2 separate regions of the Homo sapiens genome follow, and region 2 is linked to region 1. A link is an interaction called in ENCODE POLR2A ChIA-PET data of the cell type or tissue named here. Cell type or tissue: PC-9. All regions are shown on one strand.

Region 1 (8,000 bases):
CCAGAATTGTTTCTTCCCTCATCCTTAGTTATACTTCCATGGTTCTAATGACAACTAGATACAGGCCAGAGCTACAGAATTTATCTCCTGAGCCTTAGACCTTAATGCCACAATTTGGGTTCTCAAGTACATTAAACACAGCATGTCCGAAACAGAACTTCCTTTCCCTCTCACCTATTTTTGCAAAATCTGCTTTTTCTTAAATTCCCTACCTCAGTGAAAAGCAACCATCTACCCAGTTTTCCCAAACCAGAAAACTTGGAGTCAGCCTTAGCTTTTTACTGTAGAGATTTTAAAGTCACTAAGAGAATAATGTCAGACATTACGTTATATACACAGTCTTGAGAGTGAGTTATGCCCTTTATTGCTAAACTGCAAAAATAGAACCTGAATTTACTTAGTTATTTTTTAATTAAAAAAAGTTTTTATTCAACACATGATCTTGCCCTGTAGCCCAAGTTGGAGTGCAGTGGTGCAATTATAGTTCACAGCAGCCTTGAACTCCCGTCTCAGCCTGAGCAGCTGGGGCTTCAGGTGTGGACCACCACACAGCTAATTTCAAAAAAAACTTTTTTGCTTTGTTTTTGTGTTTTCGTTGTTGTTTTGTGGTTTCTTTTTTTTGGAGATGGGGTTGCTCACTGTGTTGCCCAGGCCAATCTCAAACTCCTGGCCTCAGGTGATCCTCCCACCTTGTCCTTCCAAAGTGCTAGGGTTACAGGTATGAGCAACCATGCTGGGTCTGAACCTAAATTTAATTCCTATTATTTATCTAAAAGTCTTCAAAAGAAAAGTTGCTAATTTTTATTACTTTCTTTACTCTTTTAGAAACTAGATTTTAGCATTGGAACTAGAAAACTATTTTCGGAAATTAAATCTTAGCTTTGAAATTAAATACCCGCTTTTTTCTGGAGAATAAAGAATTATGAATAAATGAATTATTCTGATTAAAATTATTCTGATTAAAATGAATTATTCTGAATAAAAAATCCTGATGTACATTGAAAAGGTTTATTAGATTGTATACAATTTCTAGGCAGGGCATGGTGGCTCACACCTGTAATCCCAGCACTTTGGGAGGCCGAGGTGGGGAGATCACTTGAGCCCAGGAGTTTGAGACCAGCCTGGGCAACATGGCAAGACCCTGCCTCTACTAAAAATACAAAAATTAGCCGGGTGTGGTGGTGGGTGCCTGTAATCCCAGCTGCTGGGGAGGCTGAAGCAGGAGAATTGCTTGAACCCGGGAGGTAGAGATTGCAGTGAGCCGAGATCGTGCCACTGCATTCCAGCCTGGGCAACAAGCGAAACTCAGTCTCAAAAAAAAAAACAGGCCGGGCGTGGTGGCTCACGCCTGTAATCCCAGCACTTTGAGAGGCCAAAGTGGCTGGATCACGTGAGGTCAGGAGTTCGAGACCAGCCTGGCCAACTTGATGAAACCCTGTCTCTACTAAAAATACAAAAAAATCAGCCAGGTGTAGTGGTGCGCACCTGTAATCCCAGCTGCTGGGGAGGCTGAGGCAGGAGAATCACTTGAACCCAGGAGGTGGAGGTTGCAGTGAGCAGAGATCGCACCACTGCACTCCATCCTGAACAACAGAGCGAGACTCCATCTCAAAAAAACAAATAAAGATAAACATTAGAGGAGGAAAAAACTATTTCTGATACTGAAATTGCTTATTTGATTGGAATTTTGTCCAGCAGTGCCTTGAAAAATATGATTTTAAAATGGTATTTGGAAAGAAAACTGGTCTTGGAGTCAACCATAGGTCCAAATCTTAGTACAATTACTTATCAGTTTTATAACATCTGGTAAATTATTTGTCCTCTTTGAGCCTCATGAAAATGGGGATAATAGTACTTCCATGAGCAATATTATATGTGAAGTGTCTAAAGCAGCATTTGGCACCTAGTAATTGCTTAATAAATGTCAGCTAGTATTGATTATTTTATCTAAAATCACACATGTATAGTAGTAATATTAAAGCAATTTAATTTAAAAATCTGAAAGTTTAAAACAGCCTGCAAATACCCATCTGCTAAGGTAGATTGCCATGTGTACCAAATAAAGAATGTTAATTTATTTTTAAATGTATATTTTGTTTCAGACTGGTGAATTGACAAAATGTAATTCTAAATTATTGATTGGGAAAAGAAGCAAGGAAGACCGTGTTTCAAGATACACTTAAAGGTGTATCCATTATTGTTTAAATAACGTTTTTTTTGGGGGGGGGGGTTTTTGTTGTTGTTGTTGTTTGAGACTATCTCACTCTGTCACCCAGGCTGGAGTGGAGTGGCATGATCTTGGCTCACTGCAACCTCCACCTCCCACATTCAAGCGATTCTCCTGCCTCAGCTTCTTGAGTAGCTGAGAGTACAGGCATGTGTCACCACACCCGACTAATTTTTGTATTTTTAGTAGAGATGAGGTTTCACCATGTTGGCCAGGCCAGTCTTGAACTCCTGACCTCAGGTGATCCGTCTGCCTTGGCCTCCCAAAGTGCTGGGATTACACGTGTGAGCCACCATGCCCAGCCTACTCAAATAACGTTTTTTATAATACAGAGAATTTATAAGGTAGAGCTGTTCTGTCTAAACAGTAGCCACTAACTACATGTGTCCATTTAAATTCAAATGTAAAATAATTCAAATTAAATAAATCAAGTTCCTCCAGCTTACTGGCCACATTTCAAGTGTTCAATAGCCACTTGTAGTGAGGGCTACCATATTAGATAACACAGGTATATAGCATTTCCACTGTCACAGAAAGTTCTGTTGGACAGTTGATATAGAGGTTGGAAAAGAATGATTTTTTTTTAAATGAGTGCTTAATGAAAATAGTCATTTAAGTTGGTAAACCGGATCATAAATCACAAAATGCTTTGCCCTTGATATATAATATTAGCTGCCATTTATGAGGTACTAGCTAAGTGTCAGATTCAGTCTAAATGGTTTATAGTCATTTTCTCTTCCTCTTATTTCATCCTTGGGTAAGGAATTCTGTAAGGCAGATACCTTAATCTTTGTTTGATAGTTGGAAAAATTGAGATTTAGAGAGGTTAATTTAATATCTCAGAATCATAGCTAAGTGACTGAGCCAAGATTTAAATCTAAGTCTGTCAGACTACTGCTCCCATTCTTAAGGCTTTGCTCTTAACTACTGCACTCCTTGCCATATATTGCACTTCTCCTGTGCATCCCCCCAAATATTATTAATCACATTTGAGTATCTCTTACATTCCAGAAATTTTAAATGTATTTCTAATTCTTACAAGAATTCTAAGAACCCTGTTAGGTAGATACTAATCTCCTTTTGTAGATGTGGGAACTCAGGCTAAGAGTTGTTAAATAACTTGCCAAAGACATTAAAGCTTGTGAGTGAGAAGGACCTAAACTCATTATCTGGAGCCTATTCTGATTTTGGTTTTGGTTTGTTTGTTTTTTGAAATGATCTCACTCCATCACCCAGGCTGGAGTGCAGTGGTGCAGTCATAACTCACTGCAGCCTCTTAACTCCCAGGCTCAAGCAATACTTCCCCCTCAGCCTCCCCAGTAGCAAGTAAAAAAAAATGTAGCTGGGCCTGGTGTCACAGGTCTGTGGTCCCAGCTACTCAGGAAGCTGAGGTGGGAGAGTCTCTTGACCCCAGGCGGTCAGGGCTACAGTGATCTATGATTGTGCTACTGTACAACAGTACAGAGCCTGGGCAACAGAGAGACCCTGTCTCAAAAAAAAAAAAAAGATTTACAAATGCATTCACTTCTTATTTTTAAAGTTAGTGATGTGATCTTCAAAGAAGTTTTGTCAGTTATTTAACCTTTTTTATTATTATTACTCTAATCTGTTTTGAAAGAATAATTTGTGGACCTCTTTGTTTTAGGAGGCAGTTCCCATGTTATACGCAGCAGATACTTACGGAGCATTGTAATGAAGTGTGGTTCTGTAAATTCTCTAATGATGGCACTAAACTAGCAACAGGATCAAAAGATACAACAGTTATCATATGGCAAGTTGATCCGGTATGTACCCCAATATGAGTGTTTATATTACAAAAGGGGATAATTTTGAATCTAATTCATTGATTACATATTTTTAAGTATATATGTATCAATAGTATTCTTTTCTAAGAGCATTTTTTATCATTTTTACATCTTCATGTGTTGTATAGATAATATATGTAAGTTAATATTATCAACATTGTTGAGTGTTTATGTGCTAACAATAATGTTAAATCTGTGTATGCATTATCTAATTTAATATTCTGAAAAACTCTGTGAGGTGCTAACATCTCCTGCAGTCAGATGAGGAAACTGAGGTAGAAGTTAAATGCTTTGACTCTCACAGCTAGTACGTGACAAAGTTTGACTCAAATCCCGGAATACCTTGACTCCAAACCCACTGCTATTAACATATCTGCCAATTTATATCTTTGTTAATACTTGGTTGAAAGATTAGGCCAGGCACGGTGGCTCATGCCTGTAATCCCAGCACTTTGGGAAGCCGAGGCAGGAGGATCACTTGAGCTCAGGAGTTCAAGAGCAGCCTGGACAACATAGAGGAGAGTCTGTCACTACAAAAAATTAGCCAGGCATGATGGTACACACCAGTCGTCCCAGCTATTCAAGAGGATGAAGTGGGAGGATCACTTGAGCCCGGGAGGTGGAGGCTACAGTGAGCTGTGACCTTGATACTGCACACTCAAGGCTGGGCAACAGAGTGAGACCCTGTCTCAAAAAAAAAAAAAAAAAAAAGAAAGAAAGATTAATACAATGTCCATTCTGTCCCAACCACAAGTTAGAAAAGACTCATTACTCTTTTGCCTTCTGAAGCCCATCATTATCTTGTATAATTTGTGGACCTTGTTGTGTAATCCTTTCCCCCTTTGTTTTCCCATTGATATATATGAAAAGTATTTTATTCTGGATTTAAAATTGTAAGTTCCCTCTAAAATCAGATAAGTGTTCGTTTATAACCAGATGACCTATGGATTTGTTGTGGGTAATAAGTATTTTCATTTATTTCAACTAATTGAACATTTATCAAGTGATCAAAGGAGCACATGACTCCGGATAGGTTAAGGAACTATATTTGGTTTAGGAGTCATTCACCTAAAATAAACTTCTTTTCTTTTCTTTTCTTTTCCTCTTTTTTTTTTTTTTTTTTTGAGACAAAGTCTCGCTCTTGTCCCCCAGGCTGGAGTGCAATGGTGCGATCTTGGCTCACTGCAACCTCCACCTCCTGGGTTCAAGGGATTCTCCTGCCTCAGCCTCCCGAGTAGCTGGGATTACAAGCGCTTGCCACCACGCCTGGCTAATTTTTGTATTTTTAGTAGAGATGGGGTTTCACCATGTTGGCCAGACTGGTCTCAAACTCCTGACCTCAGGTGATCTGCCCTCCTCGGCCTCCCAAAGTGCTGGGATTACAGGCGTGAGCCACTACGTCCGGCCAAATAACTTACTTTGAAGTTTAGAATTAAAATATGCTATTAGCTCAGGATAAAGTTTTGGGCTCCCGTGTTGAGAAAAATAGAAAAAGGGAGCCACAGATGGAAATAATTTTTTTTTCTTTTCTTTTTTTTTCTCTGAGACAGTATCTCACTATGTCCCCCAGGGTGTAGTGCAGTGGGGCAATCTTGGCTCACTGCAACCTCTACCTCCCAGGTTCAAGAGATTCTTATGCCTCAGCCTCCCAACTAGCTGGGACTACAGGCAGGCACCACGACGCCCAGCTAATTTTTTCATTTTTGAAGTAGAGACGGGGTTTCACCATGTTGGCCAGGCTGGTATCATATTCCTGACCTCAGCTGATCGCCCACCTCGACCTCCCAAAGTGCTGGGATTACTGGCGTGAGTCGCCATTCCCAGCCTAACAGTTCTTTTTAGAAGAGAAGTGAATTTGAGAGCATACACCAATTCTTGCATACCTATGTATGCTACAAACAATGAAAGGTAAATAAGATACATTCTTTACCATAAAGCAGTGGTTCTTTACCTTTTTTTGGTACCACGTACCTCTTTGGCAGTTTGGCAAACCTATGGACTCTTTCTCAGAATATGTTTAAATGCATAAATCAAAGCACATAGCAAGGCCAAATATATGTTATGTATTCATTACTAAGGAAAGCCAACTATATTGATATGTAGTTAACATAGTACAAAAACATTTTTTATTTTTATTTAATGCTTTATTAATGCATTAAATAATAAATTCTAGCAGCAGATATAAGTACCAGAATTTTGAAGTAGTGATGAGCATAAATATTTCAAAGTATCTGCAACAACTATAATATGATATGAAAAGATGTAAGATTTCTCTTGTTAATGGAGTCACCTAATACTACCTAATTTAGTATACTAGCTAGTATACTACCCACCACTACCTAATATACTACCCTGTGTAATTACTAATATACCCAGTACTGCCTAATACTACCTTGTTAATTGCCTGCATTTGAGAGTGAAGGAAACACCAAATTTCAGGCTGTGTTTAATAATAATAGAGTTGTGTCTTTTTCTCATTTAAATTCATAGACCCCTGATTCTATCCCTGGACCCATTCTTGTAGATCTCAGGTTTAAAATTCCTGTGAAAAAAATGTACCGTTTAAATGAAAACAAAATTCAATGAAATAAGCATGATACATAATAGATAATACATAAAGTATTATGAAAGCGCAGGGAAGCTTTACAAGTCGAAATACCTCTTGAGAGTCTTACTGCGCATCACACAGGTGGACAACAGGAAAGTGGCATTCTAGGAAGACAGAAAAACCTCTTGCCCTCCTGTCCAACTCCAAAAAAAAAAAAAAAAAAAGAATGGGATGAGTAATGGCAGAGTGGGAGATTAGACTAGAAAAAGAGTTTGGGATCAAATCATAGCCTTTGCATACTATTCTGAGTTCTGTTTTCATTCACCAGTCATTTATTTGCATGATATATGAAAAAGAAGGTAGTAATACCAAAACTGTGCTTTATTAGTTTTTCCTAGTAGCAGTGTATAAGAATCCCCTTCATTTAGCCAGTATTTATTAAACACCTGTTGTGTGCCAGGTCTTTTGCTGTAGACAGACTAAGCACATGATAATACACCGTAATTTATAGTGGGTGCTACAGGAGCTCATCAAAGAGAGCCTACTGGAACAGCAAAGCTAGGGAAAGTAAGAAAAGTAAATATTAGGTGAAGAAGAGGTAAAGAACTATTTAGGCAAAACTAGTTAGGATAGGCCCTTGGGCAAAAGAAAACGTAACATGGCATTTAGGTGGTTTGGGGGAAGAGTTTTAGGTAGACTAGAGTTGAGGTTAATTAAATAGCAGCCAGATCAAGGAGGAGCTTTTGTATTCTTTGCTAAGAAGTTTAGACTCTTATGCCAGTGTTTCCCAGAGTGTTTTTGCAGGAATAATGGGTATGCAGAATTAATAGGTGTTACATGTAAAGGGCTTTTGTTGCCAGATTAGCTTGGGAAATGCAGAGTTAATGCTTACATTCCAATATGAAACAGAGAGACTTTTAGAGACTGTAATTTTTAGATAGCTGTATTATAGTGAGTCCTCTGGGACTGTTTGGTTCTTTTGGTATGATGGTATTTTTGTTATGTCAAATACTGTCTGAAAAAATTATAAGAAAATATGTGTTCTTTTTGGCCGGGTGCGGTGGCTTACCGCTGTAATCTCAGCACTTTGGAAGGCCGAGGCAGGTGAGTCACCTGAGGTCAGAAGTTCAAGCCAACCTGGCCAACATGGTGAAACCCCATCTCTAGTAAAAATAAAAAAAATTAGTCTGGCATGGTAGTGCGTGCCTGTAGTCCCAGCTACTTTGGAGGCTGAGGCAGGAGAATTGCTTGAACCTGGGAGGCGGAGGGTGCAATGAATTGAGATTGCGCCACTGCACTCCAGCCTAGGCGACAGAGCAAGACTCCATCTCAAAAAAAAAAAAAAATTTATATATGTATATATATATATATGCCCTTTTTGAACGTGTGTGTGTGTTTTAATGGAGAGAAAAAAGTACAT
Region 2 (8,000 bases), 460 kb before region 1:
TAAAGAAAACAAAGACCATATTTTATTGCAGCATACTCTCATGAATAATGACACACTTTGTAGAAAACGTCCAATAAAAGATGACCTATTGATGGCAGTGCTATTTCACAGCTGCTTCTATATTGAATCTCCCCAACTGGATTGAAAATATATCAAGGACAGAGATGGTGACGAGCCACTTCTTAGTTTTGCATCAAACAGAGGCCCATGAACACTGCACATGCTTATAAATATGCAACACCCAAGCCATACAATGCACATAAAGCACACATATGTGCACACATAGAGAATACACTCTGTCATCCATACGCACACATGTATGTATGCGCACACATGCATATGCCACACGTGCATGTGCCATACACGTGCACATAGAAACACATTCACTCACATACCTACACCAGGACTGTAATACACATACACGTACCTGTGCATCTGCACACACATGCACACTTATGCACATAAACAAGCATGCACATATACATATGCACCCATCCTCTAAATTCTGTTTTCTGGACCAATCCACAAGTGCTGCATGACTAATAAGGCCATGAGTGATTTTACTGAACACACTGATTGTTGTTTAAAATCTGTACCAATAGCTCTTTGAGAAAATAATCTAAATATATTGTTCTCAAGTCCCTCAACTGAGACTAAAAAATTATAATAGGCTCTGAAGAGAAGTTAGCTTTATAAGAAAATAAGACAGCCCCAAAATACTGCTCTCTACCATATGACAGCACCTCGGGGGGATTTATTCACATTTTTATACCTGTTCTGAGGGAAAGAAAAACACTTGGTTCTCCCAGAGAAGAAAGATGTACAAAAGAATACTAGTAATAATAATAAAAACAGCAATCAACCTGTATTCCATCCATCTGCTCTGACAAAGTAATGCTTTTAAAACATAAGTCTGATGATATCACTGGTCTACCTTAAACCTTCCAATAGCTTCCCCTCACTCAGAGTCAAATGCAAACTCTCAACAATGGCCTTCAAGGCCCTGCAGAATCTGGCCCCCATGACTTTTTTCTCTGCCCTCATCTCTCTCTGCTTCGGCCCCAACTCCTTCCTATTCTAAACATACTAAACAAGACCCCAACCCAGGACCTTAGCGGCTGTGGTTGCCTCTGCCTAGAGCACCTTTCCCCAAAGCAGGCAGAGGTTCACACCCAAATGTGACCATCTTCTATAAACTCACACATGCGATCCCCTTCCCCTGCTGGACTTTTTCTTCACAGACCTTATTGCCACCTGCACTGTACATCTGTTTTCCCCTCGCCAGACTGTAAGCTCGATCCGAGCAAGGACTTTTTTCACTCACCACAGGATCCCCATGGCCTAGAATGGCATCAGACATGTACTATTGACTACTAAATGCCCAAGAAGTCTACACTGAATGAATAAATGAATTGCTTGAACACATATTCTATGCCGGGCACTTCCTAAGTGCTTTATATGCTTTATCTCATTTAGTACTTTATGAGGTAGGCATGGGTATGAGCCTCTCTGAGGCTCAGAGAGTTCAAGTAGCATGCCCAGGTAGCTACCTGAGTGTCCCCACTACATGGAAACTGCTGATCCGAGAGAGAGAGAGAGAGAAAGCCAGAGAATGCCGAAGATGAGAACTATGATCTTTTTATAATCTAAGCTTGGTGATGACATCCAATTACTTTTGCTATGTTTTATTCATGATAACTGAATTGGTAAGTCCAGACGCACTGCAGAGAAGGGGACTGCTGACACAGTGCATGAATACCAGGAGATGAGGACCATCTTAGAGAAGGTCTACCACACTTCTTTCTGTCCATCAGACTAGCTCCTTGGCAAATCAGGAATAAAGTGCTCACTGTTGGGAGATGTAGAGATACATAATTCTGCCTCTACAAGGGTGTTTTTTTAACCAATACATAATTTTGTACATATTTATAAGGTACATGTAATATTTTGTTATATGCAAGAATGAGTAATAATCAAGTGAGGGTATTTGGGGTATCCATCACCTCTAGTATTTATCATTTCTATGTGTTGGGAACATTTCAAGTGTTCTCTTCTAGCTATTTTCAACTATACAATACTTTGTTGCTAACTATAGTCACTCTTTTTTGCTATCAAACATTAGAACTTATTCCTTCTATCTCACTGTCTGCACCCATTAACCAACTTCTCTTTATTCCCCCATCCCATCCAGACACCTTTCCCAGCCTTCAGTATCTATCATTCTACTCCCCATCTCGATGAAATCAACTTTTTGGCTCTGACTTATGAGTGAGAACATACAATATTTGTCTGTCTGTGTCTGGCTTATTTCACTTAACATAATAACCTCCAGTTCCATCCATGTTGCTGCAAAGAACATGATTTTTCATTCTTTTTTTGTGGCTGAATAGTTTACACTGTGTATATATGCCACATTTTCCTTATCTATTCATCTATCGAACACTTAGTTTGATTCCATATCTTTACTATTGTGAATACTGCTGCAATAAATATGGCAGTGCAGATACATCTTTGAAATGTTGATTTCTCTTCCTTTCGATAAATACCCAATAGTGGGATTCCTAGATCATACGGTAGTTCTATTTTTAGTTTTTGAGAAATCTCCATACTGTTTTCTGTAGTGGCTGTACTAATTTACATTCCTACCAACAGTGTATAAGAGTTCTTTTTTCTCCAGATTCTCATCAGCATCTGTTAATTTTAATAACAGATTTTAATGGACCTTTGAAATAAGACAATAGTGATTCTTAATCTGATTTCATAATACTCATATATATGTCTTTTTATCATCATCTAATGCAATTCTTAAAATTACAAACACAACAACTACCTTGATTTCTTTCAATATTTTATCATGAAAAATTACAAGCAAATAACAAGGTTAAAAGAATGTTACAGTAAACGTTGGTATACTCATCACTTAAATACTATTATTAATATTTACTATGCCTGCTTTATTACATGTCTGTCTAGCCATCCTTTTATTCAGGCATGAATCCATCTTGTTGCTTGATGCATTTCAAAGTAAAGTGAAGACATCGGTAGACTTCCTCTGAAATACTTCAATGTGCATATAATTAATATGGTTCATAATAAAGTTTGATTTTTTGCAGTATTTTATGTAAATTTTACAGACATTAAATGTATATACATTGAAGGAGTACATTCACTGCATTTGGAACAATGCATTAACCTTTGTAACCCAAACCTCTGTTGAGATACAGAACATTACCATAAACCCCAGAAAATTCCCTCATGCCCCTTCACAGTCAATCCCTGCCCCCACCTCTCAGATGCAATCACCAACCTGGCATCGGAGTGGGCTTCCCTTCATTTGAACCTCATCACTTTATTTTTAAAGCAAATATTTCAATGTTGTTTGTTTCAGATTATAAAAGTGTTACCATCCACCATAGATTTGTTTGGACTGCTCTATAATCGCAATAGGATCATATAATGTACTGTTTTTTGTAAGGCTTCTTTCACTTAGCACAATGTTTTAAAATTCATCTATGTTGTATGTATCAATAGTTCATTCCTTGTTATTGCTAAGTAGTATTCCATTGTAAGATTACAGTGCACTGTTTATTCATTCTCCTGTTGATGGACACCTGGTCCATTTCGTATTATTATAAATAAAGCAGCTGCAAACATTTTTGTATTAGTCTTTTTGTGAACATATTCTTTTACTTGGATAAACATACCTCTGACTTTTAAAAAGATATGCCTTCTTGTCCTTTTATTCAGGGTAATCCAGCAAGGTAAACAAGTGAAAGGAAATAAGATTGGGGTGTTTTAGACCCTGAAGATTTGCAGGTTACTGTTCTAGCACAGCAAAATTGTGGACTAGAAAAATTGATTCACTAAATAGTAAAATCATTGTTTTTGGCTTGGAAGAAACTTAGAAGTCAAATGGTTCAAATCCCTCGTTTTCGTAGAGATCACTGACTTGCTGAGAGACACAGCTTATCAGGAGGGACCTACACCCAGGTCTTCTAACTTCCAGTCTGGTTCTCTTGACACTACCATTCATCCCACAATAATCTTGTGGTATGAAAAAGTGAGAAACAAGTTTAGATTAAAACAATGTGTACCTAAGCCAGTGCATCTTTTACATCTGAGGGGCAGGCCCATAATCCATCACTGGCATCCCAGGGTTGAGAGCGCTAGATAAGCTGGTTCTTTTCATGATACACATCCTGGACCCTGTTGTCACCAGCTTCCACCTTTGCTTCTGAGATTTCTCTATCCCTACTGCCTCCACATGCTCCTTATCTGCAGGACCCCAGATTTTCCCCTTCTGTCTCCTATTTCCCAGGGCAGGGTCAGCCCCATCTTCATCCTTTAGATCTGGCATCAGAGTGGGCTTCCCTTCATTTGAACCTCGTCACTTTATTTATTTATTTATTTATTTATTTTTATTTATGAGACAGAGTCTCACTGTTACCCAGGCTGTAGTGTAGTGGCGCGATCTTGGCTCACTGCAGCCTCTGCCTGCTGGATTGAAGCAATTCTCCTGCCTCAGTCTTGCGAGTAGCTGGGACTACCGGCCCCCGCCACCACGCCTGGCTAATTTTTGTATTTTTTTTAGGAGAGACAGGGTTTCACCATGTTGGCCAGGCTGGTCTCCAACTCCTGACCTTGTGATCCGCCCACCTCAGCCTCCCAAAGTGCTGGGATTACAGGCATGAGCCACCGCGCCCAGCCAGAACCTCATCACTTTATTTTTAAAGCAAACATTTCAATGTTGTTTCAGATTATAAAAGTGTTACATTCAACTACTACATGAGCAAAAATAAAAATACATGAAAATACCAAAGTTGATGAGTCTGGAAATCTGTATACTACTGCTGGTCATGTAAATTTCTGTAAGTACCTCATAGAGTAATTATTCAATATCTGACAACATTTTAAAATGTGATAAATGCCTTCAAATTATCTTAAAAGGATGCAAGTAAGAAATGTATTAGCTTTTACTACCCCAAGTAGCTTGCAACAACAAATATTTCTTTCTTGTTCATTTACTTGAGGACTACAGGTCAGCTAAAACTCTACTAGACTAAGCTGGACTCTACTGGGCTTGACTGAGATCTACTGAATTTAGCCAACTTTCATGTGTCTTTCCATTCAGAGACCTAGGTTGGAGTATTAGTCACTATCTGGGACATGTCATTCTTATGATGGAGAACAGAAGATCAAGAGAGCAGAGCCAAACCACAAAAATGCCTTTAAAGAATCTGTCCCAATGCATTCTAATGAATAATTACTAAATGATATTGTCTACTCAATCTACCTTCTTGGACACAAATATTCATTTCTCTCCACAAAATTTACTCATCTTCTTTCCAAGATACCTCAAGAGCCTCATCCAATTCAACATCAGGCTTCAAGTCCAGGACCTCATGACCTTCATCAGGCTCTGATTGTAGTGATAGTTCCCCTCCAGCCATAAAAGACCTATGTAGAGGTTGAGCATCCCTAATCTGACAATCTTAAAATCTGAAATGCTCCAAAATCTGAAACTTTTTGAGTGCCAACATGAGGCCACAAGTGGAAAATTCCACATGTGACCTCTCACATGTGATGGGTCACACAGTCAAAATGCAGGCACACAATGCACAGTTTTTTCAGTATTTCCAAGGGAAGAAGACTCTTCCACCCCCTTCACCTGTGCTATAACTTTTCCACACATGTTTAGACTTGGGTCCCATCCCCAAGATATCTCATTGTGTGTATGCAAATAATTAAAAATCTGAAAAAATACAAAATTCAAAACACTTCTGGTCCTAAGCATTTCAGATAAAGGATACTCAACCTGTGTCCATCATACAATGGTAGAACCAGATAATTGCAATAAATACTCCCAGTTGAAAAGGGGAGCAAAAGGAGGCACAATAGCCCAGTCAGTGGTCCATAGCAATTCTGAAATCCTGCTGGACAAATCTTGGGGGCTATAGGGAAAAATGTATACCTCATTGGAAAATGATCCATTGTTGAACATATACTCTTCTTTGTCTGACTCTGATGCTGTAAGAGCTCTGTGTCTTTCATTGTCTTTAAGCTGTTTTACAACTCTGTAAATTGTAGATAAATGATAGCAATGCAAAATAATTCTTACCTATAGACATGCAAAAAATTCTGTCCAATAGAATTTTAACTGACTTCTCTCTCCAACTGTGAAAGATGCCGATTTCATCTCCACTTGCACATTCCTGATATACAAAGGTGTCTGATTTTTAGATTCTTCTTTGAGAATTTTCTTTGCAACATCTGCTGGGTTCCCTCATTAATAATGGTTAAATAAAATCTTTTAACATTGGTTCATTTTATACCTGTGTGAGAGGCATTATTTTACCTTTCTAAAAATCTTTAAATGGGGTAAAAACATGGTCTTAGATTGGGCCCTGATTCTGACTCCTGGAAGTGGTTCTCTAAACATTTTTTCCATAGCTGTTGGCTCTGCCCTCTGAGATGTCCTTTATTTTCCATCATCCTCTTTGGCTATATCTGAAGAGACCACTGCAGAATATGCCCAGCTTGGCAGCTGAGAACCTTTCTTGGCCTGCTCCTCATCTGTAGAAAGTTAGGTGCCCAAGAGATGTTTTTACTTCTTGAACTATGACTGTCTGTATTAGTGCAGGCTGGTAGCATTTTTGTCAAAACATTCTCTCGGTAACTTTCCTGTTTTGCTGTCTATTTGGTTTCTGTTGGTTTCCTGTGGCAAAAGGGAGACCCATAGTTCTTTTTGAGAATTGCCTCTCTCTCTCTAAATTAATTACGAATACTTTAGGTTTCTGTGGGACCGTGCCCTTGATTTTAACTTAATCCCCAATGCAAGAGTATTAAGAAGTAGAGCCTTTAGGAAATGATTAAACAATGAAGGCTCTGTCCTCATAGATAGGATTAGTTCTTTATAAAAGGGTCTGAGGAGGTGAGTTCACTGTTTCTGTCCCTGCTATCATGTGAGGACACAGTGTTTATCACTTCTGGAAGACACAGCAACAAGGCATCATCTTGGAAGCATAGACTGGGTGTTGCACCAGACACTGAACCTATTAGCAGCTTGATCTTGGACTTTCATCTCCAGGACTGTGAGAAATAAATTACTATTGTTTATAAATTACCCAGTTTCTGGCATTTTGTTATCATAGCACAAATGAACTAAGACAATGGGCAAAGATATGAACATATACTTCACCAAAAAGATATATGGTTGACAAATAAGCACATGAAAAGATGTTCAACATAATTTGAACATTCGTCATTAGGGAAATGCTAACTTAAATCACAATGAGATACAACTAATTAGCTACTGGAATGGCTAAAATTGAAAAGACTAATAATAACAAGTGTTGGCAAGAATGCAGAGCAACTATTGGTGGTAATGTACAATGTACAACCACTTTGGAAACAGTTTGGCCACTTCTTATAAAGTTAAACATATACTTATGGCCCAGCAATCTCACTCATATCTTTATAAAGGGAAATAAAAACTTATGTTCACAAAAAAATTGGTATGAAAATATTTATGGTGGCTTAATTTTTAAAAGCCTCAAACTGGTAAGAACTCAAATGTCCTTCAACAAGTGGATAAATCAAGGTACACCTATACAATAAAATAATACTCAGAAATAAAAAGGACCAAATTCTTGATACATGCAACAATGTGGATGAATTTCAAATGCATTGTGCTAAATGAAAGAGTCCAGGCTCAAAGGCTACATACTGTGTGATTCCATTTATAGGACATTCTGGAAAATTCAAAATTATATAGAGAAAACAAATTAGTAGTTCTAGGGGCTGGGGCTGGGGCTGGGGCTGGGGCTGGGCCTGGCGGCTGACTCCAAAGGGAATTTGAGGATTCTTTAGTATGATAGAATGGTTCTGTATCTTGAGTTTGGTGATAGTCACATGATTGTATGCATTTGTCAAAACTCACAGACTGTACACTAAAAAGGATGGTTTTTACTGTAATAAATTCTACCTTAAAACAAATAGGC

The links. Peaks named below come from ENCODE experiments on the same cell type or tissue, not always from the same donor. Only the 100,000 strongest peaks of a DNase experiment are listed, where the experiment ranks them.
Region 2: POLR2A ChIA-PET joins it to region 1 with 5 read pairs; 2 of 35 experiments call an interaction of 5 or more read pairs at or near these places.

The regions. Positions count from the first base shown.
Region 1 is chr1:224,407,438-224,415,437 of GRCh38, reverse strand. It overlaps WDR26 (WD repeat domain 26), which reads left to right. Exons shown (of 14, transcript NM_001379403.1): 7 at 3,873-4,011. Among named protein-coding and RNA genes, the nearest start is that of MIR4742, 13 kb to the right of the region's middle. In PC-9, no CTCF peak of the experiment used is centred here; a DNase peak (open chromatin) is centred at 7,677; H3K4me3 peaks cover 781 bases; H3K27ac peaks cover 3,036 bases.
Region 2 is chr1:224,865,054-224,873,053 of GRCh38, reverse strand. No RefSeq gene overlaps it. Among named protein-coding and RNA genes, the nearest start is that of DNAH14, 61 kb to the left of the region's middle. In PC-9, no CTCF peak of the experiment used is centred here; no DNase peak of the experiment used is centred here.